2 separate regions of the Mus musculus genome follow, and region 2 is linked to region 1. Evidence: chromatin contacts called from ENCODE Hi-C or POLR2A ChIA-PET data. All regions are on one chromosome and are shown on one strand. Each heading gives the region's core, a stretch centred on a gene start or an enhancer-like site at or near the end of the contact. The rest is flanking DNA. Distances are from core to core; before and after follow the strand shown.

Region 1 (3,929 bases), core at 572-3,071:
AGGCCAGATGGGTAAATTCTCTGGGAGGACGAACCTTAACACCGGAAAAGCCTGCATGGGGGTTCCCAATATCGCTCTAGTACAAAAGGCCGCTTGGCTTCGGAAACCTGGCACGCAGAGTGGGACGTTTAGAAGCATTTACACACATACAGATATTCTGGGACAGCCAATAAGGAAATCTACGACCCGGAGATTCCCTTTCCCATTCTAGACCTCAATTCCCATCTGCATCTGGGAGGGGGACCACTACAGGGACCCCGGGGTAAACGAGAGTAAATGCTCTTTTAGGCCAGCCGCTGCTAACTTTACTGGGGGAGCCGGAAGGGCTGGCTGGGTCTGTCTTCTGGGTAGTTAGACGGGGTGCTCTCGCTCTGGCTCTGGGATCCGCAAGGGTGCGTTTGGGGAGCAGGAACCAAAGAGTCGGAGTCTAATCACCATCTGGCAAAATGAGCGCTGTAGCCTAGACCCCAGGATGCCAGAGCAAAGTTGATGCAAGGGATGGGAAACGTGGCAGTGCCTCAGTTCCCCAAGCGCACCAATAGCTTTGGAGCTTACCTTATCTTTCTGACCAGCTCCGGTCTCCTCGGCGGAGCACTTGTTGAGCAGTTTTTTGCCTCCGCAGGTCGTCGGGCTCCAGGTACGGCCGCCAGAGCACACGCCTCCCGGAGGGTCCCCCGCAGCGCTCGCGCTCTCCACTTTGATGAGTCGGTGCTTAGGGGAGATGTAGCGCACCTCCGCCGGCGTCGTCGGCCGCCGCTCGCTGCTGCTGCGGTAGAGGTGCGGGGAGCCGGAGGATGAGGACGAGGACGCGGCGGCGCCCGCTCCCGCCGCCGCGCAGCAGCAGCCCGCAGCTCCCGCTGCCGCCGTGAAGGCGCGCTGGCCCCCGCCGGGGTCCCCGCCGCCGCCGCCGCCGCAGTAGTCCAGGCGGCACATAGCTCGCAGTTTGCGCAGCGACGAGCCCGGCCCGTTGTACGGGTCCTCGAAGTCGCGCTCCTTCTGCGCGCGGTAGGCGCGGATGAGGTCACTCGTGCTGCCGCTGTCGTCGGGCAGAGAGCCCGACGAGGCCGAGAAGCAGGCGGCGGCCGACCCACAGGACGCCGAGGACGCCGAGCAGGCCTGCGGCACGGCCTGCGGGGGCTGCTCTCGTCGCTCGCCCCGGCGCCGCTGCTCCCGGTAGTCCGGCCTCGGCGGCTGCGGCGGACTCTTAGTCTTGCTGTTGCCCAAGCTGAAGTACTTGTTCAGCCACTTGGCCATGGCGAAGGGCCGCCTAGGGCCGCGGCGCGCGAGCCCGGTCCGCCGCCGCGGCCATTCGGGGGACAACGCTGTCGCCCAGTCCCGCAACGCCCCTGCCCCGGTGGGGGGCGTGCGGGGCACCGGTCGCCAAGTTCAAGTTCTCGCAGCCGCCGCCTCCTGCCGGCCGCCGCCTGGCTCCGGCCGCTGCTGCACAGCCCTCCGCCCCTGCCGCGCGCCGACCGAGCTTTGGATCTCGCGCCCCGCACAGACGTGTCTCATAGGGACCCGGGCCGCCTAGAGCGGAAGGCCAGGCGCCCCCCGCCGCGCACGCCCGCACCCAGCGCCCCCACCCTCGCGGAGCGCGCCCCTGCCCCGTGCGAGCCGCGGCCAGCTGCGGGCTTCTCGAGTGCACGGGGGCGAGCCCGGCCCCACTGCGGGTCGGAAAACAAGCGAACGAATGAGGGAGGCGGCCGGCGCCTGGCGGAGCCCGCGCGCCCCTGCCCGTCCCGGCGGCGCCTGGCTCTGCCGCTGCCTCTGCTGCCGCCTCCCGAGCCGCCGCGTGTGTGACACTCGGCCGCCAGAACCCGCCCAGCGCCGCGGCCCCGCCCCTTCCCGCAGGCCCCACCCCTCCGCCAATGCCACGCCCCTCCTAGGCCACGCCCCCGCGTGCAGCCAGGAACCTCCTCACGACTGCACGAGCCACCTCCTGCGGCCGCCTGGGCGCCAGCTCCGGGGTCCTGCCCTAGGGCGCCCGCGTCCTGCGGCTTGGCAGGCCGTGCCTCCCTCCAGCAGGGACTGCGGCTCTTTGAAGCCAAAGCAGTCAGCACAGTCCCTGGGGGCCCACGCGCCGTGCACTCTAGGAATGGATGTCCACCATCGAGGTGGTAGGCAGGCTGGACTAACGCACGACCTCTAGTTGACCGAGAGGACCATGCAGAGGAGATGCCCTAAAATGAGAGAGTGGCTGTCCCTCTTCTCTTTAAAGGGACAGAGACTCCGGTTCAGCTTTTCCGGCGCCGGGTCTTCGGAAAAACTCTTTATGCTAATGAGTGTATTAGCAATCCAGATGACGGATCCGGACGGGATAGGCGGCTGGGACCAGGCGGGGCACCAATCCCTGAGCAAGGCTAAGGGGAGGTCGGACTGTTTGCTTACCTTTTCACCTTCTAGGAAGTGGGGCTTTAACCCTGTTCACTGCCAACCTAGTGGAACCAGCTATGTAAACATTTAACGCTTAAGGTTGCCGGAGCTGGCGAGACTCTATTTAATCCAGAGACAGTTTTCCAGATGGAGAAACTGAGGCCCCGAGGTAGATTATACATGGATGACTAGGATCTGGTGGCACTGTGATGATGTAACTTAAGACAATGGAGTTATTATCCAAACGTGAGGAAACCCAGGCCAAAGGGGGGTAGCTTTCTGAGTCTGCTCTCAGAGGGGGTAGCAGGAGCCTTGTCAAGAACAAAATACTGCCTGAAAATGAAATAAGATATCTGCCTTCTAGATGTTAGATATGTTTGGAAGTTCTATTTGGCCAGCCCCACCCCCCATCCCCCTTGAGTACCTCTGAGCTGAAACCGTCCTTCAGAATGGTGATTTGCCAAAATAACACACTGTGACCGTAATTTCACCTGTCACCTGTACATTATATATAGGTTGGACACACTGTTTTTCCTGTGTCCTGTAGGAACAGTAACCTATCGAAGTAGAGAGCAAATCCAGGATCTGCTAGTACTGGAGGTCAGACTCTCATCCTGAGACTTCGGGACCTGGTAAGGCACAATGTGACCTCTTCCAAACTCTCCCTGCGACCTACCAGACTCAGGCTCCAGCGACACCACACTAGAAAAAGGCAGACCCATGACTCCGAAGGCTCCAATCTATCTGCTCAGCCCCACGTAGTCAGACTACTTGCCTCTCTCGTTCCCTAAGACCACTTGAATTTCCCAAACCCCACTGCTACCTGAACCCCAACAATCTCCGATAACATTCCCACTTATTTCTTACCTGAGACCTATTCATTTAGCATCCTTAGGAAATAGTCTTAAACTCTGCACACAGGACAAGGCTGAACGTTTGGTGTGTGGAGCATAGATAGGGAGAGACCCCAGAAGTTGATGCTGAGATGCTTATTTTGGGTATCCCTACACTTATATGTCTCAAATTACCCTTTAAATCCTTGCTCTGCTGCGCAAGCACTTAATCATGCTGCATGGAGGGAGGCCCCAATTAAGGGGAAAAAACCTGACCGACCAGGACATCCTCGTTTTAAGCCCCACCCCCGTCCCGCCCCCTCCCTCCAGCTTCTAGGCTCAGGAAGGAAAGGAAGCCAGATCCTGGCAGTCAGCCAGGCCACCTGGGCCAAGAAAGTCCTCCCCAGGGTCTGGAGGCCTGTTCTCTGCTCCCTGCATGTGTGCTGCACATGGAAACAGTATCTTGCTTTTCTGAAGGTTTAGGAAGCGAAGTTGTATTTCACAACTTATTTTTTTCACATTCTGCTTTCAGCTGGCCACAGAGTCAGAGTTGTCGCTCCTGTAAGGTTTCTTCTGGGCTATAATTTGCAAGCCAGAATTATTGTAATGCTATAGTATTATGCCAAGAGCTTCCAGAGTCCCTGTGTAACTGCCTGGCCCCTAAACACTGTATATAATTAACCCCAGTCAGTATCCCTGCAATCTGATCTTATTCCTGGTTTA
Region 2 (3,929 bases), core at 1,039-3,538, 550 kb before region 1:
GTTTAGGGACTTCAGCTAATCAGGATGTAAAATGAAGGTCCGGTGGCAGACCATTTTGAAAGCCATTTTGAGGCAGCTTGGGTATTGTGAGAAAGAGAAATTGTATTCAAACTGATGTCCAGGGACAGAGACAGAGTCTTCCACTGTGACAATTTCCTGGATGAGGCTCCTCAGCTTCAACCCACCATACACTGAGCTTCGGGGTCTCTTCTGTCAGCCCACATACCCAGGCGCCTGTCATTCCCCGTCCTCTCCTGGTGCCCACTTCTAATCACGGTGCTGCCCCTCTGGAAGTTCTCCCAAGCCGGTGCCAAAAGCTGTTCTTCTCTGGTGCCCTGTACCCACCTCCTACAACATGTTCTGGGTGGTGAAAGCACTGCCTCTTAGCGGCTGTGTGACTTTGAGCAGCTTTTTGTCCCACTCTCATCCTCAGTGTCTGTAGATTGGGGAAACGTGGCCACTGGGGAGTTCCCAGGAAAAGTGTTTGGTACGGCAGTCTTCTGAGCTTACTAAGGCCTCCATAAACATTGTCAATGCCCGGTGTTCTTTGGCTTCAGCCTCTGAAGTGGAGGGCAGGCTGTAGGCCCTTTGGCTGGCTCTGTGGTCTCTTTTCACATTCTTTCCAACCTATAGTACCCTCTGAATGTCAGCTGACGATTTGCCTTGAGGGAGCGACCCACACGGCCCCTGTTGACATGTGTGTCCAGTGCCCTACTGTCCTTGCCTGTCCTGGGTATGTGGAGAGAGCTGAGCCGAGCCCAGCAGGCCTGGCCTGGGGACACGAAAACACCTTGTGTCAATGTTTGACAAATTTCAGGACCTTTCCTTTCCCCTCAGTGACCTAGCAAACGGGTCAGTAGGGGAGACATTAATGTATTACTTAGGACGGGAAGGGTTGTGCAAAGCCTTGGCCTGGACCCAGATAGGAACAGGAAGTGTGCTAGGTACATGTAATTCCGGCAAGTTCAAGGCCATCTCCTGCTAGCTGGAGGCTGGTGGGGACTATGTGTTTCAAATAAATAAATAAATAAATAAATAAACATCCCAAATGGCCCAGTTGACATCTGTCAACACTGCGTGTGTGTTGTACTAGAGTCCTCATGGGTCCCCATAAAATCAGTGAAGAGTACACTGTGTTGTCCTTGGCGCCCTTCCAGACCAGAGACCAAGTCACTGAGCAGCCCTTGGACTGAAGTGAGGTTGCAGAGCTGAAGGACAGGCCTGGGGCCCTGAGCTAGTCCTAAACCGCCTTCAGGATCTGCATCATTTGCCGTAAAGTCTGGGCTGGCCTTGAACAGTCCTGCCTCTACCTCTTGAATGCCGGATTATAAGCATAATCGCCATGCCTGCCTTAGTCTCTATTATAAGCACAGTACATACTTCATCTCTCAACAAGCCAAGGCAAGCATTACTACAATCCCCATGGGACAGATAAGGAAGACATGGAGGCACACAACGTTTAATAATTGCTCACGGTGGTGAATCGGGCATTTAGCCCCAGGCATCTGGGCATTGCAGCTTGAGCTCTGCCACCCTCAGGCTAAGCACCCCTGTTCAGTAGTGAAAACAACCTTCAAAGGAAATGCTAACCTCACGATGTGCCTGAAGAAACAGGGGTGGGAATGCAGATTAGGGTTAAAGGTCAAACAACTGGAAAGGGTTAAAGCCAAGATCCAGACTCAGTCCCATCTACCTGCAAACCCTGGATCTACCCGTGGCTCAGCATACCTGGTCCCTGCTTGCTCAGGAACTGCTTCCAGACAGTTAGCACTTGTGTCTAGCTCGCCTGGGTGGCCCGTGATGGGCTAAAATATCATCACAATTGTAAAGTCCCAGTAAGGAATCATTCTAAGTATTAAAGCTATAATGTCTGGACTCAGACCCTCTCCCTCAGTCTCCTCCCTCAGCATGCAGGTCAGGCTCGGCTTAGAATTCCGTGTGTTTAACCAGAAGCCTCTGGGATAGTTTGGCTAAGATAGGCCTCACAGGGCTTTCTCCTTTGCCAATACCGACAGCATAGTCAGAGAGGTCTCTCTCACAGGTCCCTCCTCATAATGCCCCTCACTCCAGGCTCCTAGTGGTGTTTGACAGTCTCGAGGCCATGTTACTCTTGAAAGCACACACACCAAAGAAGGCTCTCCAAGTCCTACACTCAACCCACACTAACACAGAGCCTCTATCCGGGACACTTGGTCTCCAAAGCTACAGCCACAGCTATACCAGACCATAGAGGTCCCGGGCTCGGCCCCGCCCCCAGCGCCGGCCCCGCCCCTAACGCCGGCCCCGCCCACACTTCCGTCGTCTCCTGCAAGGCCAGCCTGGTACGTGTTTGCTGCTGCGGGTCTTATGAAACCGGCGCGACTCATGAAGGTGTTCGTCACTGGCCCGTTGCCTGCCGAGGGCAGGGCTGCGCTCGCCCAGGCCGCAGAGTAAGCGCCCGCGTCGGTACGGGGGCTGCAGCCGTGCCCCTGGCACGCTGTCCTGTCCACCTAACCTCAAACACCCCTGCACCCATGGAGACACGCCGCTAGGGCTTCCAGAGCTGTCCCAGGGCTGGGGGCCACCTCTCAAGAGCCGGGTGCCTGGCAGGCAGGCGAAGCGGAGCCAGGACCCGAGAGGGTGGCTCTGGCGCATGGGGACTTTGCTCAGGTGTTGCCAGCTGTGTCCCCAAGGGGCTGGCTTGGAGTTTGGGGCCGTAGTTCTCCGGGAGGCAGCTTGCTCCGGGCCCCAGGCTATTGGTCTCCATGTTTCAGTGAAGTGAGATTGCCTATGGGGCAAGGTGCAGGCTGTGAATTTTACCCACTGAGGGTTAGCTGGCAGGCAGAAGTAGTGTTCAGGGACTATGACAGTCATTGGCTTGCCTCCTTGGATACTCGATGGGGCCATTTGATGACTGTTCTCTTCCTATTGAACCTTGTTTAGTGGGTAGCCTTGCCAGGAGCTGTGAACACAGACTGTGAAGTCAGCTTTAGAATTTCTGCATCACTTGAAAACAGTCTGGATGGGCTTGTTGTACCTTGCCCTGGGGTCACTCAGCTCCAGGTGGCAGGCCTGGCCCTTATGCTTAGTCCTCATCCGCTGCAGGCGGGTCACTTTGTCCTGCCGGCTTTGTGTTACCATGCCAGTTTGGGAGGAGGTGAGAGTGCTCGGCAGTCAGTTTTTGTTTGTTTGTTTCCTGATTTTTTTTTTTCAAGACAGGATTTCTCTGTGTAGCAGCCCTGCCTGTCCGGGAACTGGCTTTGTAGATCAGGCTGCCCTTGAACTTATAGAGATCCGTCTGCCTCTGCGTTTTGAATGCTGGGATTAAATTCTGATGGTTTGGGGACTGTGACTTGTTTCGAAATTTTTTCTAGCACAGTACAGTTTTTCCCAAGGACTTGTTTTGTTGGTACTTTTGGTGCTGAGGAGCAGAGACAGATGGACCTGGGGACCTGCCAGCCACTGTCCAGTGTCTCCTGTGTGCACACACCTGGACTGCTCTGAGTGCAACGGAAGGGTTTGGAGGAGCACCTCACATTTGAGGCTACTAAGGAAGCACACTCAAGTGCTCCCGTGACCAGAGGAGCCTTCAGCTCTTGTCAGTGTTCCCCACTTTGGCAGCACTTCACCCCCTCCTCAACTACACTCCAGACAGTTCTGAGGCTCCCCACGAATGACCTTAACAAAGGCTAGCCTAAGGCCATAGCAGGTGGAAGGCCATGTTTGCTAGCTGTGCATGCTGTAGGACCTCGGAGGCTCCCTGCATCCTTTGAGTGGCTGCCTTTTGCTTCCAGCTGTGAGGTGGAACAGTGGAATTCGGATGACCCCATCCCCAGAAAGGATCTGGAGCAAGGTGTGGTGGGGGCCCATGGCTTGCTCTGCCGCCTCTCTGACCGTGTGGACAAGAAACTTCTGGATGCCGCAGGTATGTCCTGAGTCAGCCTGAGCAA

Evidence for each region. Hi-C counts contacts between places; a loop is a spot of excess contacts on that map. ChIA-PET counts read pairs that join two places held with the same protein, here RNA polymerase II (POLR2A).
Region 2: a loop to region 1 is called in a map of T-helper 17 cell, with 2.4 times the contacts of the local background. The contact joins the promoter of Grhpr here to the promoter of Shb in region 1. A Hi-C loop is called at or near these places in 3 of 37 maps with a recorded cell type or tissue (T-helper 1 cell and T-helper 17 cell). POLR2A ChIA-PET finds 5 or more read pairs at or near these places in 1 of 5 experiments (embryonic stem cell).

What each region holds. Positions count from the first base shown.
Region 1 is chr4:45,529,007-45,532,935 of GRCm38, forward strand. It overlaps Shb (src homology 2 domain-containing transforming protein B), which reads right to left and starts at 1,822. Exons shown (of 6, transcript NM_001033306.1): 1 at 556-1,822. The coding sequence starts at 1,254.
Region 2 is chr4:44,979,106-44,983,034 of GRCm38, forward strand. Grhpr (glyoxylate reductase/hydroxypyruvate reductase) reads left to right here and starts at 2,289. Exons shown (of 9, transcript NM_080289.2): 1 at 2,289-2,429; 2 at 3,774-3,904. The coding sequence starts at 2,347.